Linked DNA regions of Homo sapiens: regions 2 and 3 are each linked to region 1. The links are chromatin contacts, found by Hi-C or POLR2A ChIA-PET in ENCODE. All regions are on one chromosome and are shown on one strand. Each heading gives the region's core, a stretch centred on a gene start or an enhancer-like site at or near the end of the contact. The rest is flanking DNA. Distances are from core to core; before and after follow the strand shown.

Region 1 (4,159 bases), core at 948-3,447:
AAGGCTATGTATATCACAGAAAATAGCATATGAAGAAACTCTGCAAACACAGCCATGAAGGAAGCACCCAAAGACAGAACTGAATTCCCGGGTCCAAAATATATTCCCTCTAGAAGCAACTCATTCTATTTTTAAGAATTAATCACAGTGCCAAACGAATACAACAACATCTAGAAATGGGGAAAAAGGCCTGCGTCCCCCAGACCATCAGCAACAAACTCCTTTCCACCTTGCGCCACACCACGCTGTCACCCAGGCTCAAGAAACACATCACGGAGGTGAAACCTCCCAAACAGCAGCCCCTTCACATTCAGCCAAAGTGAGTTCCGACCACCCAACTCTGATGGTCCTCGATGCAGGTGACGCAGCCTCTTACCAGGGGAATCTGGGATGGGAGAGAAAAGCCAAACTCCAGACCAACCTGCGGCCCACCCTAACCCAGGCCTGTGAACCAAGAGACCTTCCAGTCCTGGCTCCCCAAAAAGCAAAGGGCACTTGCCTACAATCAGCAGCAGGGCTGGCTTTAGTCTTGATTCAGGAAAAAAAATAACTGCAGAGCCCCTAAAGGACATAGAAATATTATCTATTGATTCATGCGCATCAAGTCACTAACACTGGGAATCCTGAACTAACTTACACACGTATGTAACTGCTCAGCCGCATTTCTGCAGTTTGGAAAGAATGGACAACCTTTCAGCATGGATGTTCATGAGGGTAGCAATTCACAAATGCTGTTCTCACATGATGAACATATAAATACACACAAGTATGTATGTTCAAAATGCAGGGCAAGCGTGCTTTCTGAATGAACAACTCAACATTTTCACTGTGAGATTAGATTCTTGGGACTTGTAATTTTACAGTTTTCACTGAAGCATGCCAAAGCCACATAGGTGCAACAGGCCTTCCTCCTAAAGAAACCATGCCAGCACAGCCCTCACTTGCCTGGTGCACCGGGCCTGCACCACACGTATTATTATTCTGAGAGCATGAGCGCCAAGAAAGAAAACCGAGACTCAAAAGCCCAAGGGCTGTTTCTTCATGTTTCAGTCAATGTACACTGTGCAAACACATGCAACACAGATGAACAAAACTCACAAGGTGAAGGGGGTTCTTCCACTCTTTCCAAAATCAGCCAAGCCAACTGGTACAAAAGTCACTCCCAATACGACCCCATGGACATCTGCTGAGACGCGACGAGGTAAGAGGGGGCTGTCGACATGACCAGCTCTACTTGTCACCAAGCAAGGGTCCTGTCACTCTCGGGTTTCCATGATGGATTTCCTCTTCCGCAGTGTTCTGGTCTAAGGCTGGGTCAAAAATCTTCCAGTCAATACACAGAAACCAACCAGCCATACATACAACAACTTGAATGAATCTCAAAGGGAATTAAGCCAAGTGAAAAATCCCAATCCTCAAAGGCGGCAATGCTGTAAGGTTCCATTTATATAACATTCTTAAATGACACTGGAGAGATGGTGAACGGATTAGTGGTTGCCAGGCTTAGAGACCAGGAAGTAGGTAGGACACGCCAACTCCAGAACTTTCTTTGAGCAAACTGGGTCTTAGAAGCTGGTCAGCTGTGTCTACCCATGTGTGTCGACCATGTGCTTCAGCTGGGGACCGTCCTGGCCACCTCAAGTGGATATGACTATAAAAGGGCAACGGGGGGATTCTTGGGCTGGTACAAATAGAGACCTACCCGTGCTAAAATTGCACAGACTAAATACACAGCCAAATGAGTGCATGTTACACTAGGGATTTCTGAATAGTATCCATGGATTCTATCCACGTCAATTTCTCCGCTGTGTTGCTGTTACCAGAACTCTGCACAATGTTACAACTGGAGGGCACCAGGGAAAGGGTTTAAGGGACCTCCTGTATTACCTTCTCCTACCCTGTGAATTCATTCTGTATGTGAATCTGCAATTACTTCAAAATAAGTTTAATTTTTAAAATAACAGATTTGTCATTTTTTGGTTTATGTGGTTTAGCTCATGCTGGGCACTAAGTAGGGCAATTCCTTTCTTTAGGGGATCAGCGCTTACAAGGAGGGGCCATGAGGAGCTGGCCCTGTTGACACTGCTTACGCACTCAACTGGGATCTGTGTCCTCCGGCTCCCCAGGGGCCCCGGGGTGCATCCTGTCTCTCGAGAAGCCAGAGCTCACAATTCCTGAACCCTGACCTTCTCTCACTGGAGCTGGCAGAGATGCTCGTGCTACGTCAATTCTTTCCTGGGAGCGGGCATGACTGACTCATTGTTCTCTCCCAGGTGCTGCCAGCTGCCCAGGCCTCCCAGGGCCACACCCAACAGAGGGCACGTTCCCTGACAGAGCAGCCCTGGAGGACAGACCAGCAGAGAAAACCAGCCCCCGGGGCAGCTCTGTGCTGGGCAAGTGCCTCTCTGGTGGGTAACAACTTCAGGACTCCCTGACCCAGTCTGGCTAAATCGAAACTACAGAGCAGGCTGGAACAGGCCAAGACTGTCCCCAGCTGACATACACAGTTGTACGCTGGGCTGGCCGGCTTCCAACACCCAGCTTGCTCAAAGAAAGTTCTAGAGCTGGAGTGTGCTAGCAGATAGCCAGGGTCAGGGGAGACCCAGAGCTACGCCCCTGCTTCTCGAGCCTGGGGACCTTGCTGGTGCCCTCAAATGCCACACCAGCCTTTTGTATCACCCGAAAGGTCTTTGTGGCACTCTGTGTCTTTTCCTGGGCCTCCCCTGCTGCCTCCCTTTTAGGAAGGGCTGGCATACTCGACGCTAGCACTCCCGGTAACTCCCCGCTGGTTCAAAGAATCCAAAAGAAAACTGCAGGAGCGTCTTTGCTGTTTCCGCCTTTATTATCTTCAAGGTTCCACGTTTTTTCAGTTCATTCGACAATTTACTATCTGTCAGCAACAATAAAAGTACCTCCATCTCCCAAAATGTGCCACTAGGTACACGTGTATAGATAAAAAATAAGCAGATTTTAATAATACTATTTTTTGAAATTCTATAAACCCTTAAACAGTCATTTACCAAAAAAGCTGAATCACTTTCAAATCATCAACATTGCTTAGCTTTAAAGCTGCTTAAAACACACACAAACCAGTGACTCTTCCACACAAACAAAAATTATATTCTACATACATTAAATATATAATTTGATTAAACATATTTATGTCTTTGTGATGACATTTAAAATAGAAGTAATCATTTTCTTTTTTAAAACAAAAACTCTTTCAATTATAATTCAAAGCTGTCAAACCAATCTTCTGCTACAGATCTTTTAAATGTCACATACCTTCAAAAGGGGATGGCAGTTTCCTTTTAAATATGCAATTCCAAACAGTGCCTTCTGAATCAAGAATGTATTAAAATACACCGCTGGCATTTATCTCGATGAAGTATCGCCCTCTGCCCCCTCCCTCCTGATAGATATGTACAGACGCACGGCACTCAGATGTGTTTCTCCCCAGTGTAACTTGGGAGCGGTTGGTGCCACTGCCACTGGCTGTAGCCACAGGGCTCAACACCAAGTCACACTCCTAACACCTTAAGGGGACAGAGGTATCCTCTCATGATTCTTCCAGTTTTCTTCCCAGATGGCTTGCTGAACTCTGTGTAACCCAATGTTGGCGGAGCATCAACAGCCCAATCGTAAGACAGCGTTAATCACATGCAAAAAAACCTCCAAACTCATTCTCATAAGTCAATGACCTACATATTCAATTGCTTATTTGCCATCCGAGTAGCAAACACCATGCTATATTTAAACACAGAGCTTAGATATATCTTTCTTCTAAAATGCTCAGAGAGACAGATATAAGCCTTATATTTCAGCCCTCTTCTCAACTTTAGGAAAGCAAACCTTGTCAATATCCGGTGTTTGGGAATCTCTGAAGACAACAGTCTGGTCTATTCTGCCATTGTCTTAGTAAGGAGGTACTAAGCATCATTTTCATAAAAAGCAAACATCCCCGCTGGAACTTAAGTCAATTGAAGCTTGCCTTCTTAGCACCTGACAAATAGTGCTCAGATAATGGCTCCGAGTGAGTTAAGCATGGGTCATATGCATGTCACATACTCACTGTCCCAAAACCAGTCAACAGTGATAGAGTGAATGGGACACTCAGTGTCCAAAAACCAGTCAGCAGAGTGACCAGAGTGATGGGGAC
Region 2 (4,159 bases), core at 1,221-3,720, 62 kb before region 1:
ATCATTTGAACCCGGGAGGCGGTGGCTGCAGTGAACCAAGATTATGCCACTGCACTCCAGCCTGGGCGACAGGGTGAGACTCTGTCTCAAAATAAAAAGGCACAGAGAGATCAGAGAATCAAGTCTACCAAATTCTTCACACGGAGATTCCACCACCACCAAAAGCACATCCCCACGGTCAGGCAGGTGACGAGGACCTTCAGGAGATTTCCTTACCACTAGGATGGGCAGGGGGAGGCTTCTGCATGGATACCGGAGGCTCACTGCGTGAACCTTCTGGAGACGGCACTGTCACTTTTGTCTCCTTTGCTGGTGCTAAACAAAGTGTGGGCGGTGGGGGTGGGAGGCGTGTTTAAGTAAAAAGGAGACACAAGCAATGCTAGTTGTTTCAGGATCCTGCTGGGTTTTGTTGGCTTATAGAGGAGAAAATCAGCGATATGAAGGTACGTGAGGGGTAAGACATACGCAATTTCACTTCAGAAATGTGAATTGAGGCCGGGCATGGTGTTTCACGCTTGGAATCCCAGCACTTTGGGAGGCTGAGGCGGGCAGGTCACTTGAGGTCAGGAGTTCAACACCAACCTGGCCAACATAGCAAAACCCCGTCTCTACTTAAAATACAAAAAATTAGCCGGGTGTGGTGGTGCACGCCTGTAATCCCAGCTACTCGGGAGGCTGAAGCATTAGAATGGCTTGAACCTGGGAGGTGGAGGTTGCAGTGAGCAGAGATTGCATCACTGCACTCCAGCCAAAAGTGACATGATTTAGATGGAATTTACTCCAGACCCAAGGCTTGTCACCACCAACCCATCCTGATCCACACCTGACCTGGACCCATTAGCCTAATGTCCACGCTAAGATTTTCACACTGTTTTTTGACGTCGACCCCAGAAGCCATGCTCCAAGGCCACTGACACTGCATCAGTGGGCAGCTCAGTGTGCTGCCCCTCTCGCCCCGCCAATTTCCTGCCCGCCCACCCCCACCAGCTCCAGGAGGCGGAATCTGTCAGCTTGTCAGCGTTTGTCTGGATTCACTGGGAGTCAGGAAGGGGCCTGTTTGGGAGCTTGTGTTGGGTCTGGCTTTGCTGATCTTTTGTGGGGAGACACTTAGGATGAAATGGGGTAAAGGACAGAAAAGGCTCACCTGCAGGACCTCGCGGGTTAGCCACGAGTCTGACACACCTGAGCCTGCCCCACTGCCCATCCCTGGAGTCATCCTTCCCGGGGGCCAAAGGCTCTTCCATGTCACTTTAGTTATCATATGGCGGGCAGATTCGAACCGTCTATCCCAGTCACTCTTTTGAAGAGTGAACAATATGGAGAATGTGAACATATGTGGCCACGCAGCTGATGTACACAAGCATTCCCCACAGCCATTTATTTTAAGGCACCGTGTGCTATTTTTATCCTCCACAGAAATGCTGCCAAGGGAATCCGCAGAGGAAAACAAAGCTCTGGAGCTGAGCGGGTTACTCTGACTTCACTCTTCACACGACAAATGATCATAGCATACTATTTGCCACCTTGTCTCAGAGACAAATGTCATGAAATAAGTCACTCGTCATTATTTGAGTTCAAGTACTTTTTCTTAAAACATGGCTTTTAAACAGAAATGCATTTTTCCTTAACTACTGGTCATGATATTCCATTCCCCCCACGTGTGTGTGTGTGTGTGTGTGTGTGTGTGTGTGTGTGTACATGTGTGTGTCTGTTGCGGCTTACCTGCAACACTGGTTCTGAGCAAGTGAAAAACTTGCAAATGTGTTGTGGAAGAGAATGGCAATGCTCATCCCCAGCAGGGAACGTTCCCGAGTTTCCATCTCTGCCTGTGATTATGTGCAGGGCAGTCATGCGGAAGAGGGATTGGGTGTATTCTGCGTGGGCAGAACCATGACCAGGAGAGAGGGGAAGCCAAGAGGAGAGATTGCAGATGGATAAAGAAGTTTCTCACAGTCGAGGAATAAGAAGCACACGGGCAGGCTTCCCCAGAGAGGCCGGTGCCCCAACCTAGAGGACACGAAGCCGAGGCCAGGACTGTGGACCGCAGCTGGAGACCCCTCTTGACCCGCGGGGGCTGGTGTGCTAAGGTGCAAAGGGAGGAAAGAGCAACATGCAGGGTGACACCTGCAGACAGTTCTCCCTGTTCTGGAATCTTCCGGTCGGCCCCAGGGGTGCACGCTAGGGCAGCCCATAGCCAGCCCCTGCTAGATCCCGGCTCCCGGCAACCCTCAATGCTGAACTCTCCCAGGATTCCTGCGGTGGCAAACAGCCCTGGTATGTACCATTTTATTTTCACTCAAAACATCCTTCCTGGGACCATCCCAGCAAGCTGAGCATACTATTTTCAACTAAGGCCCTGGCATTGTCTAGGAATGTTTTCAGGGCTAAGCAAATTGCTAAAGCAAACATCTTATTTTCGTCTGCAAGGACAGCCAAGCGCTGTAAAAATACTTCCCGATAGGACTTCCAGTGGAACGGCCCCCTCTGGTGGCGCTGTTGGCACCAGACACTCTGGTTCAGGGGAAAGCTCTCGCTGGGCATCCGGGGCGACACCCACACTTCCCTTGACGGTGGCTCCACTGGCAGCCGCCCTGCTCCACACCCCTAGCTGCCCCAGGGGAAGGCCAGAGAAGGCCTGTGGACAGGAAGGGGTACAGGCCCTGCAGCGCCAGGAACAGGACCTCCCTCACCTCTCCTCCTCCTTGCTCCAAGGAACAGCCAGTTTGACACCAAATCCCACACATCCCAGTTCCAGGAGTGGCCTGGGACTCAGACACCAGGTGATCTGGGTATGGGAGGATATAACAGCGTCTACGGCAGCAAAGCCTGAGGCCCCCACACCAAGCCAGAGGCAACTGAGAGCTGGTACCACAGGCCAGACGGAGCCCCCGTGCAGCATCCTGGACCTGTGAGCTGGCCTGCATTCCTGGGTTCTCAGATGCACCTCGGTGAGGTGCCACCTCCTCACGGTCACTGCAACTGTCACACCCTTACTGAGAGGAGCAGCTGTAGCAATAAGCAGGCTCCCCGGCTCACGGCATCCTGGACACTGTTCCCGTCACTTTGCATGAATTCACTCATTCCTCCCAACAGTCTTAGGAACCAGGTATGCTTTCCTCATCTAAAATGACTAAACAGAGGCCCAGGGTAGAAAACAACGGGCCAAAGACACAGCTGGGGTGGAGGTGGGACCGAAGCCGGGTAGCCCAGGGATCGTCCACGCCCTGAGTTTGTGATGGACCTAAACTCCTGTGTGTTTCACTTCCTGTTTCAATTGCTAAACCGAGAGGGCCCTTAGCGACTGCTCCCACCAGGGCTGGAGAAGCAGAACCCAGCGGACTCAAAACGGTGCCTACAGGGGAAAACGGGGTGAGCAGGGGACGACTGAGTCCAGCCTCGGTTCTGGACTACTAGAAAGAGGTGCCCCTGAATGGGGGGACACAGGGGTGCTCTCAAAACTCAGCAAATGTTAGTCCTTTTATTTTAGGAAAATACACTGAACTATTTGTTGATGTAATAGAAGCTAGGGTTTACTGTATAATGGCCTAGTAGGGTGTGTCTGTAAGAGAACGCACGTGAAATGAGGGTGATGAGGACATCTGCTTTTTTAAGTCTGTCCTGTTTAAAGCTCTAACACTGTAACGTGGGGACAACTCTGAAGGCTGCGGGGAGGTTCTGGGACAGCAGACACCCGCTGGCAGCACGCAGCAGAACTCAGCGCGAGGGGTTAGAGTTAGGGTTAGGGTCGCTGCCATCAGTAATAAAAAATACGGAGGGACCGGGTGCGGTAGCTCACACCTATAATCCCAGCACTTTGGGAAGCCAAGGCAGCTGGATCACCTGAGGTCAGTTTAAGACCAGCCTGGTCAACATGATGAAACCTCCTCTCTACTAAAAATACAAAAAATTAGCCGGGTGCGGTGGCACACGCCTGTAATCCCAGCTACTCAGGAGGGTTGAGGCAGGATAATCTCTTGAACCTGGGAGATGGAGGTTGCACTGAGCTGAGATTGCGCCACTGGGCGCCTGGGCAACAAAGCGAGACTCTATCTCAAAAAAATAAAATAAAATAAAAAATAAACCACTGAGGGCACCCAAGGAACAACATCTGCTGTGCACCCGTTTTCCTAATGGCCCCAAGAGAGGCTGGCTGAACAGA
Region 3 (4,159 bases), core at 1,170-3,669, 39 kb before region 1:
ACTGTATCCATGATCATTCTGCCAGCTTTCCTCTTTTTTTTTTTTTTTTTTGAAACAGTCTTGCTCTGTCGCCCAGGCTAGAGTGAAGTGGCATGATCTCAGCTCACTGCAACCTCCGCCTCGTGGGATCAAGTGATTTTCGTGCCTTAGCCTCCTGAGTAGCTGCGACCACAGGTGCACGCCACCACACCTGGCTAACTTTTTGTATTTTTGGTAGAGACGGGGTTTCACCATGTTGGCCAGGGTGGTCTCGAATGCCAGACCTCAAATGATCCGCTCGCCTCGGCCTCCTGAAGTGCTGGGATTATAGGCGTGAGCCCCTGCACCCAGCCTTTCTGAGAATTTTCACAGGACATATGTCCAGCAGGCCTCGGCATTACCTTCTACTCCAGAAAATTCAGCTCAGAAGCCAATGCTCCAGGAGAGGGTTTCCCAGAGCACACCAAGCAAGATTTAAGTGCCCTCTCTCTCTGAGCCAGCACAGGGTCCATCTCTCTGGGGGGTTGGTCCCCACCAGACTGCAAGTACTGGGAGGGGATGGTTATCCCCTTGGCTCTGCAGCCAGCGGCTGCTGCAGAACACGTGTTGGACTAAATAAAGCTAGACTTAAATTCTGCCTTCACGTCGCAAGTTTACATCTGACACCAACAACGTAAGACCACCAGGGCCAGCACGCATTCTCAACATACTTTCCAAAGCTGGAAAAAAGCACAGCCAAGTCACTCAGAAAAGCCTCTCTTGATTTGGCTTCTGGATAAAAAAGAGTCTCCCTGTCGTGCCAGATGGGGTCAACTACTCGGTGAAAACAGAGGCCCATTCCACAGGCACCACTGCTGAGCCTCTGAGTTCCCAGGACAGGGCTGTCCGAGGACACAACACTGACAGCCATGTGCAGACCCCCGACCTGGGCGAGGATACCGCCCTCTGAGACTCAGTCGCCTGTCTACAAAAAAGGAAAAGATACCACATTACCGTGACCATCTAGTCTAATGAAAATGCCACCAGGATCAAAGACCATAACGCAAAGCCCTCTGTTTGCACCTTAGTCCGAACAAGCACCCAGGATACACTCGCTGTTGTTTGTTTGTTTGTTTTAAGGCAGGATCTCACTCTGCCTCCCAGGCTGGAGTGCAGTCTTGACCTCCTGGACTCCAGCCGTCCTGCCACGTCAGCTTCTCAAGTAGCTGTGACTGTAGGCACGCACCATCACACCCAGCTAAAGTTTTTTTTGTTTTGTTTTTTTGAGACGGAGTCTTGCTCTGTCATCCAGCTGGAGTGCAGTGGTGCGATCTGGGCTCACTGCAACCTCCGTTCCCTGGTTTAAGCATTTTTCCTGCCTCAGCTTCCCGAGTAGCTGGGATTAGAGGCATGCGCCACCACGCCCAGCTGATTTTTGTATTCTTTAGTAGATATGGGGTTTCACTATGTTGGCCAGGCTGGTCTAGAACTCCTAATCTCAAATGATCTGCCCGCCTTGGCCTCCCAAAGTGCTAGGATTACAGGTGTGAGCCACGGCGCCTGGCCCCAGCTACGTTTTTTGATTTTTTGTAGAGAAGAGAGCCCACTATGTTATTTTATTTTTTGTAGAGATGTTATGTATGTTGCCCATGCTGGTCTTGAACTTCTGAGCTCAAGCAATCCTCCTGCCTTGGCCTCCCAAAGTCGTGGGATTACAGGTGTGAGCCACTGTGAGCCCAGCCGGCTGCTGTTTAGAAGTGCATCACAAAGGATGCCTTGAGGGGCTTGGGGAACATCTCAGGGAAGAAGCTGCACGGAGAACGGTCCAGTCATCCTTCTATTTCGAGCCAACAGCAGCCCCGTGGAAGGAAAGGTGACTAAATGAGAAGGAATGTGACTCAGAGGGAGGCGCTCTGGAGGCCTCTGTGCCTACCCCAGGAGGGGCTGGCCTCTAGGTGGAGTCCCTACCAGTCCGGAGGCTCCCGCCCAAACCTTCCCCATCCTCTCTGGGAAGGGAGGGCGTGAGGAGGTGGTCCCCTGGAAGCCACCTCCCCAGCCCTGAGGTTCACACCACCTCAGTCTCAGGGGTCCGGGGGTGGCCCCAGTTAAAACATGGGTTTCCAGACCAGTGAAGCACTCAGAAGCACAGCCCTTCTCCTTGCCCGTTCTGTGTCCCCTGGCAGAGGGTGGGTCTGGTATCTGTGTAGCAGGTCCTGACCCCACCCAAGCAGCAGCAGTGTCCCAGCACCCCCGCCTTCCTGACCCACCGGCACTCTTTCCCACCAAGACGCCTTGAGATCCCCAAAACACGTCTCCACTGCTGCCCCAAGTCTGCCCCCAAAGGTTTGGCCTTCGCCACCTGTTACTGCCCAGGCTTGACACACAGCCATGAGTTCCGCCGTCGCCACGTCAGCAGATCTCTGCCAATGTGTGCCTGCCCTTGAACATTTCCCCCAGCTCTAGGCAAACAAAGCCCTCTCCTTAGCAACAGCTCACTGGGCAAAACCCAAAGATGACCCGACCTGGCGCACCTCCAGCACTCCAGGTCTTGGCTCATGACCATGGGACTGCGACAGAAATTACCTTCAACCCTCACGTCACCACCCATCACCCAAGCTGCGACACCAATACATCAGCAGGAGAAATGAGGCGGATTGCAAACAGCTGCCGAGTTCCAAGATAAAGAGTTTTATTTTGGTGGCTAAGGGGAAAAGTAGAGAAAAGCCGCCAACATTTTTACCAACAGCATAATTATATGAGAGAAAACTCCCTCCTTTAAGATTCCTACGCTGCCCTGACAGCAATTTAAGCAGCTGAGAAAAGATGGTGAAGACAAAGTCATTACGGCAGGATCCCGTCTCCTTCCTGTACACACGCCTGACTCTCTGTAATGACAATGAAAGAAAGCTCTGCGGGCATATGGCAGGGGAGCCACCTCCGTGTGCAACAGCAGTTGCATCAAGTCTTTAGTGCAGGATTTAGCTGTCTTAAAGATCCTATTAACCAGAGACAATTTCCATCCCAGGCTCCAGGCAGAGCTGGGAGCTTTCCTTCAGAAACGAGGGCGAAGAACCTCCAACAGTAAGTTTTCTGCGGGCGCTGGAACTTCCAGCCCAAAGCCTTCAGCAAATCACTCCATGGGGAAATCTAGTCCTGTCAGCTTTAAACTGGCCACCTTGCATTAACAGGGACTCTCGCAGCTGGGGTGTGGGTAATCTCAATGCACAGCTCTGCTACTATATGAGTTCACTCAAATGATCCCCTTGTTTCTGCTCTTATGCCTTCCAAGCCATTTTCCAGAGACACCCAGGAGGATTCTCACTGGAAACTGAAATGTGATCCTAGCCCAGTGTCTGGAAGCTCTCCAGCAACGCCCAGTGCCTTCGTGGTCAAGATCCGGGTCTGCCCTCACAGGGCCACAACCGCACTGGCTCCTGCCCTGGGTACAGCCCCTCGGCCTCCAGACCTTTCCCCAGATGCCCCATGGCTGGCCTCCTCCTGCCACGCCAATCTCAGCCTCCCCACAGAGAACCACTCCCTGTGTTCTCACCAAAGGGTCCCCTCAGTCCAAAGTATCTCTCTGGTCTTAATGTTTGTGTCCCCCTGCAAATTCCTATGCTGAAAGCCTCATCCCCAAGGTGGTGGTATTAGAGGGTGAGGCCTTTGAGTGGTAATTAGATGATGAGGGTGGAGCACTCATGAACGGGATTAGTGCCTGATGAAAGAGCTCTTTTGGCCAAGGCTCGGTGGCTAATGCCTGTAATCCTAGCACTTTGGGAGGCCGAGGTAAGTGGATCACCTGAGGTCAGGAGTTCGAGACCAGCCTGGCCAACACAGCGAAACCTCATCTCTACTAAAAATACAAAAATTTGTCGAGCGTGGTAAACTTTGATCCAGCAATCCCTGTAATCTCAGCTACCCGGGAGACTGAGGCAGGAGAAAATACAAAAATTTGCCAAGTGTGCTGGTAATCGGCTGTAATCCCAGCTACTTGGGAGGATGAGGCAGGAGAATCGCTTGAACCTGGGAGGTGGAGGTTGCGGTGAGCCGAGATCACACCACTGCACTCCAGCCTGGGCAATCGAGCAAAATTTTATTTAAAAAAAAAAAAAAAAAAAAAAAGGAAGATCTCATTTGACCCTTCCACATAGCGAGAGAGTACCGTCTCTGAACCAGAACTTGGGCCCTCATCAGACATCGA

What was found. A loop is a pair of places that touch in the nucleus more often than their neighbours do. ChIA-PET counts read pairs that join two places held with the same protein, here RNA polymerase II (POLR2A). Pooled maps may share reads with other maps.
Region 2: a map of heart right ventricle shows a loop between it and region 1 (2.6-fold over the local background). The contact joins two enhancer-like sites. A Hi-C loop is called at or near these places in 10 of 168 maps with a recorded cell type or tissue (HCT116, PC-9, astrocyte of the cerebellum and 5 more) and 7 of 50 pooled maps. POLR2A ChIA-PET finds 5 or more read pairs at or near these places in 2 of 52 experiments (MCF 10A and SK-N-SH).
Region 3: a map of psoas muscle shows a loop between it and region 1 (4-fold over the local background). The contact joins two enhancer-like sites. A Hi-C loop is called at or near these places in 20 of 168 maps with a recorded cell type or tissue (MCF 10A, PC-9, Right ventricle myocardium inferior and 13 more) and 13 of 50 pooled maps. POLR2A ChIA-PET finds 5 or more read pairs at or near these places in 10 of 52 experiments (BJ, HCT116, K562 and 6 more).

Annotation. Positions count from the first base shown.
Region 1 is chr10:125,121,559-125,125,717 of GRCh38, forward strand. The region is part of intron 1 of CTBP2 (C-terminal binding protein 2); the gene reads right to left. Among named protein-coding and RNA genes, the nearest start is that of CTBP2, 37 kb to the right of the region's middle. Within about 2 kb of position 2,198, at least 32 of the 41 ENCODE cell types and tissues checked have a DNase peak (open chromatin) inside an H3K27ac peak, as active enhancers do; they include HCT116, Panc1, ascending aorta and 9 more, where a contact is called at or near this core.
Region 2 is chr10:125,058,806-125,062,964 of GRCh38, forward strand. The region is part of intron 2 of CTBP2 (C-terminal binding protein 2); the gene reads right to left. Among named protein-coding and RNA genes, the nearest start is that of MIR4296, 28 kb to the left of the region's middle. RefSeq lists enhancers at 1-465, 2,883-2,932, 3,343-3,422 and a silencer at 2,803-3,004. Within about 2 kb of position 2,471, at least 31 of the 41 ENCODE cell types and tissues checked have a DNase peak (open chromatin) inside an H3K27ac peak, as active enhancers do; they include heart left ventricle, heart right ventricle, thyroid gland and 1 more, where a contact is called at or near this core.
Region 3 is chr10:125,082,557-125,086,715 of GRCh38, forward strand. The region is part of intron 2 of CTBP2 (C-terminal binding protein 2); the gene reads right to left. Among named protein-coding and RNA genes, the nearest start is that of MIR4296, 52 kb to the left of the region's middle. RefSeq lists enhancers at 1-651, 2,308-3,135. Within about 2 kb of position 2,420, at least 24 of the 41 ENCODE cell types and tissues checked have a DNase peak (open chromatin) inside an H3K27ac peak, as active enhancers do; they include HCT116, Panc1, ascending aorta and 7 more, where a contact is called at or near this core.